Regions from separate parts of the Homo sapiens genome. Here region 1 is linked to region 2. Evidence: chromatin contacts called from ENCODE Hi-C or POLR2A ChIA-PET data. All regions are on one chromosome and are shown on one strand. The core of a region is the stretch at or near the end of the contact, and the rest is flanking DNA. Distances in the headings are between cores, read along the strand shown.

Region 1 (4,425 bases), core at 533-3,032, 150 kb before region 2:
GAGGATCTGATGCTTGAGCTGTCCTGTGATGGATGGCTTGGAGGTAGGCAGAGGAGAAAAGGGGAGAAAGGGCAAAGGGAACAGAGAGTGAGAAGGCACAGAGAGGGGAGGCAGCAGGAGGAGTCAGCACATCTGTGAGAGAGTGAAGATCCCATGCAGGTTGGAACGGCTGCTGCCAAAAGTGAGCGGAGCTCAGAAGGGCAGAAATGCGCAGCCATGGCTGCCTCTTGAGGGCGAGGGTAGGAGGCTGTGCATTTCTTCAGCAGCACACAGCGTGGCTGTGCGGTTCCCCCCACTGCCACCAGCAGCCCATTGAGGACACATGCTGCACTGGCCCAGGCATGGACTTTGCAGGTTGGGCAGTAAGAGGGGAGTGAGGGAACACTAACGATGTGAGGCTGTGTCATGCAGACTGGACAAAAAGAGGGAGTGAGACCAGATGGGAGCTGCCAGGTGAAAAATCACGTTACCAAAGGCCAAGGTCGACGGAGGACTAGAGTGCTCCATGAGCAAGGCTGAGAGTGCTGGGAAGACAGCAGGCCAGAGAGAAATGTGGCCCGAAGACTGGAGAGGTAGAGCCTTCCCAGTTATGGTGGGGTCACAGAGGCTCCTAGAGAGCAGATCTCTTCAGTGAATTGACTTGTTGCACAAAGATTATCTAAATAAATTGTTATCATTTCCTTCCAGAAGTGGGCTCAGGTCTCCCCTCCAAGTCTTTTTGGATAGTGAAGAATCAGTAAAGAGCCCCTAATGCGGATTAAAGAGAGATGCCCAGATCCACTGGACTGAACTGGGCAGCAGGGAACTGCCTTTGAAGAACAGGCCCCACATGGGACAGCTTCATTCCCAGTCAAGGTCACTGTCGCACAGAGGCCATATATATTTGTTAAATGACTGAATTACTTATGGTACAAACTTGACTGCATCACTTAAATGCTTTTCGATTCTAGTAAGAGGAAGTTCTTCTAATATTAACTTCGATTTAGTGGAAGTTACCCAAGAAAGCTCAGTAATCCAAAATAGAAGACAAAGTCACCATTATGTGATAGAGTGTTGTATGTCTAGGGGTCTGTTTTTTATGGTAATTCTCTGAACCAGGAGTTCCAATGGAGAGAACAAAACTATAGTGGTGGTGGCTGGGCAGAAGGCTGACAGGGAGACAGAGCAGAAGACAGCACAGTCACGCTGCTGGCTACTAGGACAAATGACAGCTCTCGAAGGGCAGTACCTCACATTCCTCTCATCACAGAAAATGAGAAGGTGTGTAGGACATTCTTCTAATGGCTGAGCTGTTACCTAAGAAGGGTAACACACAATGCCACTGAAACGCCATATGATATCTGCCAGAGGCACGGGGCTCCCATTGACTCCTCCTCTGTTGAAATGGATTCTGAAAGAGCAGCAGCAATGAGAGAAGAGAGCCGCCTTTTCCTGGGAATGTCTGCCAAAAAATGTTTACCTTCTCTTCCATATCAGAGTTTTATCCCTCAATCTATGTATGGTTGTAAGCAGCTAAGCATTCAGAAGTTTGGATTGTATGGGCTTTCTGAAGAGGACAGTGTGAGGAGCTCTTGTTTTCATGCTAAATTGGAGACTTCATCCCTGCACAGTATGACACACTTCCCTGTGTTGTAAGACTTGGATTTAGTTCATGGAATCTTCCAGGCTTTCAAAACAGATGACCTCTCACTAGAAGATCCACTTATCTCTTTCCCCTTGGCCCTGTAAACCAGCCCAGCAAAGTCCCAACTTGCAACAAACAGGCAATTCACTCTACCGGAAAACAGTTATCTAATCTCTCAAAAATGACACCTGGCCAGTTTCTAACCGTAATGCCTTTGGACTCATTTCCATCAAATGTCTTCCTATAAGCAATGTTAACAATGTCTTTATAACTGTAGGTGCTGTAACCAGTGGAGAATACAATTAAAAATAGGAATATGCAGCCCGATGAATGCCCTCCACTCCAAACCAGTGTTATGAGATGTGTCAACAACGTTCCCAGGAGAGCTAATCTGTTCACCATTCAGCAAGTGCTCACTGAGCCCCGGATGTGTGCCAGGCCCTGTGTGTGCTGTGGAGATACCAACAGTCTCCGCCCGGATGGAGCTGACAGTCTAGGAAGGGGGATAGATGTTAAATACTCTGGTGAATATTTCTCCCACCACCACCCATTGGCTGATTTAAAAGGAAAATGGGGGATGCTTTGCAGATGGTTCATTTCCATGTAAACGTCCTTGTGGTTGTAATACATTGCTTTCTCTACTAACAAGAGTTAACTTTCAAATGAAAAAATGGAGTGATTATTTGTCAAACCAAAGTGCTTTCTTCATTATTAATAAAGTTGCTCAACATCCCTTTAGTAAGTGAAGTTATTCACACAGGGTACCAGGAAGTGGAGATAGTCACATATTAGCCCTCTTGGGCCCTCCACGTGTAGGCAGATGAACAGGAACCACGAGGGTGGGTGGCGTCCCCCAACACTGGAGAGCAGGCTGTGTAGAGTGCTCTTGGTCATCCTGTCTGCAGTCCTCCTGCCAGGGAGGGCAGCACCTGATCACAGAGAGACACAGCGATGCAACAGAAACACTGAAAAAGAGTAGCTTGTCCTGGCCCACGTCAGCGGCCTCGGGTCCATCCAGGTTTGCAAAAAACAGGAAGGTTTTCACTTGTATCTGGCTACCCAGTCAGCATACTGGCCTCAGCACTATTTGTATGTCAGGAACTCATGAGACCAGTACTTCTCAAACTCTCATGGACATAGGAGTTACCCAGGACTTTGCAAAAATGCAGATTCTGAGATTTTGGAGGACCTGGCCAACTGCATCTCTAACACACTCCAGGGATGGTTGTGCCCATGGCCCTGGGGAGGTGAAACAGATTTGGGGCAGTGGTCACCTGCTGCAACAGAATGTGTCCTCCAATAGAAGGACCTTTCAAGACACTGATAAGGATGGGTCAAGAGGAGAGGTGAACCAGGGCAGGGTGGGTTCACGCAGCCCAGGAAGACAAAAGCATAGGACCGTATTGTCAAATGCAGAGGGGCCAGGCCACGCCAGAGCGAGGGGAATCCCACAGATGTAGCTACAAAGGGATCCTTGGGATACCTTTTTTTGAACATTTCCTAGATCAGTTTCAGTAGAGTGGCTAAACAGAGATATTACATTCTGAACAAATTCAGGCTTTAAACAGGAGAAGATACACAGTGAGACTCTCTTCCCACAGCATTTGCTAGGGTAACACCAACTCCAATTATGCTGAAATTCTAGTTTCCAAATAGTTGATGGTTGTTGGGGATGTACAGCATCAGAGCCAACATTATCCCCTATATGTTTCTGGAACCACTCGGAAGATTGTGTTGGTTTCAGGCTCTATGTCATGGCTTATTGTCTTAAACCAGGAGAGTCTGACATCCAGTTCCAAGGCTGTAATCTCTCTCTGTTACACCTCATGGGAAAAGGGTTTGTAGGTCATGATAGACACTGTGTATGGAGAAATAGGTACTCAATTCATTAGGAGGGCACTCTCTCAAAAGGCCTGTAGTTATTGATCAAAAATTAATTTTATAGCTTTCACATTCTTCTCAGATCAGATGTATTAGAAAATTAAGGTCTTGATGATGCCTTCCTCTTCTTGCCAGGATAAATTGAATGGCACTTGAACTGTAAAATGAGCAGGGGAAAGAGCAGAGTTTTAGGCTTACTTGGTCCATTGTTCACTTCTATTCTTTTCTCCTTGACTTTGGAGGAAAGGTAGGATTTGTTAATAAAAATGTTTTTAAAATTTATTTTTAAAGTTAAACTAGCTTTCTAGTATGAGTTTTTTAAGTAAAATAACCAATTTTCCCACGAGTTTGCTACTGAGAAAACACTGAATGGGAAGATTTGGGGGAGCATTTCAGGCTGATGGGCTGACTTCTTATGTGTCACTTCACCCCTCCCTGTGCAGTCCTGGTTCCCGCCCGCCCTGGGACACTTCTCTGTGGATCTGTGAGATCACAGCTCCTTTGTCGGCCCCTGGAGCTGTCACCCATGGCTCTGAATGACTTAGTGACTTGTCATGTGCCAGTGGACATGACATTTCTGGAGGGCAGAAATGGTGTCTATCCAGCTAGCCACAGCCAGTGCCCAGTGGTGGCCTGACACATAGTGGACAGTTGACACGTGTTTGTTGAATGACTACCCCAAAGGTGGCAACCTTCCACACAGCCGGGGAGTGGGGGAGAAATGTGTTCAGAGGCTGGTCCACCTGCTTCTACCACTCTGGTCTTTGGGATGGTGCCTTCAGGTACCTACTGAGCCTATCTTACTCTAGTAATCTTTTAAAGTATTTGAGATTACCAGTGCTTCTCAAACTCCAATGGACATAGGAATTACCCAGGACTTTGCTAAAATGCAGATTCTGAGATTCTAGGAGGGCCTGACC
Region 2 (4,315 bases), core at 1,301-3,800:
AACCAGGTCAATGATAGCTCAGTTTAGAAAGAAAAAATCTAATCAGAAAAAAAGACGGAAACAAGCTTTTATACAAATGTAACCTCTTGTACACACTTGAGTTTCACACCTCCACACCCCACCCTCAGCAGGCTGATGGGAGGATCCTGCCCCTGAGCCCATCCTCCTGGGCGACAAGTGCAGGGATGAGAAGGGTGAGCTCTAGCAGCCCCTCATGTCCCCTCCTTCCACGTGTGGCCCTGGCGGTCCTGACAGCGCCGCCACCCCACTAGCTCCTCTTGGTGACTGTCCTTCCTCTAGAGGGATTGTGGGTCTTTCCTTCTTCAGTGTAATCTTCTCTTAATCTTATTTCACCAATATTCCTCAAATGATTCATCATATTAGTCATTTGTCATGAGTTTTTTTTTCTCTTAGTGGCTTCTTTTATACTATTTTTTAAGTGACAAAAATTGTATGTATTTATAACATACAGCATGTTTTGAAATGTGTGTATGTTGTGGAATGGTGAAATCAAACTAATTAACATGGGAATTACCTCAAAAACGTATCGTTTTGTGGTGAAAATGCTTGAAACTTACTCTTGTAGCAATATTCAGGAATATAATACATTGTTGGGAACTATAGTCATCATGTTGTACAATGGATCTCCTGACCTTACTCCCCGTGTCTAACTGAAATTTGTATCTTTTGACCAACACCTCCCCAGCCTCTCCCTGCAGCCTCTGGTCACCTCCGTTCTGCTCTCCATGCACGTGAATCCACCCTTGCTACATCCCGCGTGTAAGTGAGATGATGCTGTCATTAGTTTTAGGACTGTGTCAAGTATGGGAGCGTGGGTGCTGCAAGAGGTAAGATCTCCCAGTGACTCCCAGTCATGAGACTATACAAATCATTAAACATATATGAAAAATACCTATCAAAAGGAAAAACAAATAACTTGGAAAATATTTTTGGCTTATACAGGAAAATGTATTTGTTATTCAAACCAATGAGAATTGAATGAGAGCTTCAAGTTTAAGTACAGAAAATTTGCATAGTAGGAAATATTTTTAATATGCAAACATCAAATGATGATTAACATTGTGATGTGTGAATGAAATTATATTTAGAAGACTGATAAGATACCTTTTACGATTAATGAGGTGTCAGCAGTGAAGGAGGTGTCCCCCTGTGACATACCTGACGTAATGAATGCAGTGTTACTGAAGCCACGTTTGCAGCATCTGTCCTGTGAAAACTGACAGAAAAACATACTGACAAGTAAAAATACCTTTGATCAGGATCCTACTACTGTGACTTTATCTAAAAGTAAGAAGATGATCATTGTGTATTTACATATAATAGCAAATTATTGGCATCAACCTTAATATTCTACCATAAGATAAAAATGGAAATAAATTTTAAAATGCAGAACTTAAAATAATAACTGTGGAGTTTATGCAACATAAAACATATTCAAAGTTAGCATAAATACAAAAACAAAATATATACTTATTTTCTATGTCAAGGTTATAACTATAGAGGTGATGTTCTTTTTTCTGCAACAGAAAAGTGGAAATAGTTTGGCATTTGGGGATAGCAGCATCAATGTAATTGAGCAACAATTAAGCAAACACTAATTTTAAAATGTACTATTGTTACTAAATGTTGCATAGTCAACATGGCAATACTTTCATTCCTTGTGATTAGTAGCGGTTGTATTTCAAGGCTTTGCAATTGTCAGTCCCTGTCTCTCAACCCCAACCCCAAATGGCCACCGGCAGTTTCAGCCCTTTCGAGCCTGCAGCAGAAACACCTGGGCTGTACTGACAGCTTCCAGAGTGAAATGAAGACCGCATGTGGTGCTTTGCCACAGGCCTGGGAATCGAGCTGGGCAGTGCTTGTAGGAACACTGGGCCGGCTTCCTTTCTCCCCACCACCAAGTATGGCCAGGTTATTTGACTGGCCTGCCAGGTGCTAGGTCTTGGTTCACACTTGCAGTCCTCTCCCTGTATAAGCTTCTGCTAGATTCTTCTGTGTTTAAAAGAATGTATTATTCCTCAGAAGGTTCATAAGAGCCTCCCTTTTCTGGGCTGAGAATGCCCACAGGATATCAAGAACCACCACTGCTCCCTTCTCTTCCACTTGGGAGCAAATTCCTTGGCTACCAAGACCATGGCAGTCTACTGTGTCACATCTGTTGGATGTATTTAGACTTCGGGAAATCATTGACCTGGTCATAAGTAGACCCAATGACTGCTCTATCCACTGTCTCTAAAAAAACCCTGAACTAGATACCATGGCTTATCCTGGGTCATTTATTTATTTCCTTGTTAGCCTTCAGTCTGAATAATCCTTACTTATGGATGTTCACCACGTGACCTGAGGTGGAGGATGGTGGCCTGAGAACATGAGGTGGCCCAACATGTTCAAGCAATGGGATCGAGTTGTTTTGTTCTTGTTTGCTAAGATACGTGTGGGGAACTCTGGATACATAGTTGGAATAGTTGGCATCCCTACAGTTTGGAATGTTTGTGTCTCACGCATTCCAAGGACATGCTCAGGTGTGCAATTGCCCGGGCTGTCGCAATACAGAGAAATGGGCCATTCAGCTTGAGTCAGAATAATCATAAACAATGCAAAGTACAAACTTCTCATAAACTTGAATGTGTCTCTAGACTTCGCACGTAGCTATTGAAGGTGAAACCCTCCTCCTCCAAAAAACAAATGGACTAAATCAAGGTTATAGAAGAATGAGCATAAAGGCACTTTATAACAGGGCTATGTTGGAATGTCACTTGGAATTCAGGCACTTGTCTGAAACTTGGCATCTTAGAATTGGAAGAGAAAGACTGTGAAAGGAATATTTAATTTGCTCCATTCCAAAACTTGACATCCAAACACTATTTAAAGAAACAGTTTTGATAATCTGTAAACTTGACATTTTGAACAGTCTTGTTCATTAAACCCCTTCTCTTTTCAGCCATGTTTATGAATCTCAAAAGCAGCACATAAACCTTCACTTACTGACATTTATTGATGTTTCATTTTAATTTAATACTTTTAATATAACAACTGCTGTTATGGTCCAGACACCAAGCTGAGCAATTTACGAGGTTTACCTCATTTAATCCTCATGACACCCCTATGACATGGTTACTATTTCTATGTGCATTATTCAGAATAGAGACTTACACAGGTTTGTTAACTTGCCTTCGTAAGTAAAAGCTTTAGTAAATTCTAAGACTTAATAAATTCCATAGCTCTCATGTAAACCCAGATGGCTTTATTTCAGAGTCAACCCACGTACTTAACACCACACTATGCGATGCGTGCCCAACACAAAGAAAACTCAAGTCAGATGTCAAAGCATCCTAGCATGATAGTTTATATGCTCTTCTCACAAGGGTGACCCTAGTGTCTTGATTCCACTCTGTCCCCTGACCTAGCTCTCATGGTTATGATTCCTTTTTCACCTGCCTTAGGTAGTGAAGGTGTTACCTAAAGGAGGGTGAGTGTGTGGCTCAGTGACATTGCTGAGATGTCACAGGCTTATTCTGAATAATGCACATAGAAATAGTAACCATGTCATAGGGGTGTCATGAGGATTAAATGAGGTAAACGTTGTAAATTGCTCAGTTTGGTGTCTGGACCATAACAGTATTTGTTATATTAAAAGTATTAATAACAAGCTTATTTTCCTGAACACATCTCACCCTGTTTTGTATCTATCTCAATGGGTAGAACATAACTATTGTGCCCAAGGAAGCTGTTCATGAAATAGAGGATGTAGTTAATACCATGGTTCCAAACCTTCTAAAGACAGGTAAACTTAGCTCCAGAACAGTTAAAGTCATTAGACTGTGGTTAGAATCAATTGTCATTCCTCCCTTCCCAAGAAAAGTATCCTATAATTACATTTAAATATAAGAAAAGGCTTTAACTAAGTTATTGCTGACTATATCTTATGTCCAATGAGATAATGAAAGAAAATGAAAACTTTTATTGTTTAAAATCGGTAACAGATTAATGGGTACAGAGTTTCTGCTTGGGGTATGGAAAGAATTTTGGAATGAGACAGTGGAGATGTAATTAATGCCACTGAATTTTACACTTAAAAATAGTTAAAATGGCAAATCTTATGTGATATATATTTTACCGTAAAGCTGTTTGTTTACTTCAAGGTGAGTATAGTCATCCTTCAGTATTTGTGGGGTATTGGTTTCAGTATCCTTTGCAGATATCAAAATCCACAGATGCTCAAGTTCCTGATATAAAATGGCATAGTATTCGCATATAACCTACACACATATACCTTTCTCCTCCATACACTTTA

What was found. Hi-C counts contacts between places; a loop is a spot of excess contacts on that map. ChIA-PET counts read pairs that join two places held with the same protein, here RNA polymerase II (POLR2A). Pooled maps may share reads with other maps.
Region 1: a loop to region 2 is called in a pooled map, with 5 times the contacts of the local background. The contact joins two enhancer-like sites. A Hi-C loop is called at or near these places in 2 of 168 maps with a recorded cell type or tissue (PC-9 and mammary epithelial cell) and 2 of 50 pooled maps. POLR2A ChIA-PET finds 5 or more read pairs at or near these places in 2 of 52 experiments (MCF 10A and PC-9).

Annotation. Positions count from the first base shown.
Region 1 is chr7:55,118,293-55,122,717 of GRCh38, reverse strand. The region is part of intron 1 of EGFR (epidermal growth factor receptor); the gene reads right to left. Among named protein-coding and RNA genes, the nearest start is that of EGFR-AS1, 68 kb to the left of the region's middle. Within about 2 kb of position 1,782, at least 15 of the 41 ENCODE cell types and tissues checked have a DNase peak (open chromatin) inside an H3K27ac peak, as active enhancers do; they include PC-9 and mammary epithelial cell, where a contact is called at or near this core.
Region 2 is chr7:54,965,751-54,970,065 of GRCh38, reverse strand. No RefSeq gene overlaps it. Among named protein-coding and RNA genes, the nearest start is that of EGFR, 51 kb to the left of the region's middle. Within about 2 kb of position 2,550, at least 4 of the 41 ENCODE cell types and tissues checked have a DNase peak (open chromatin) inside an H3K27ac peak, as active enhancers do; they include PC-9 and mammary epithelial cell, where a contact is called at or near this core.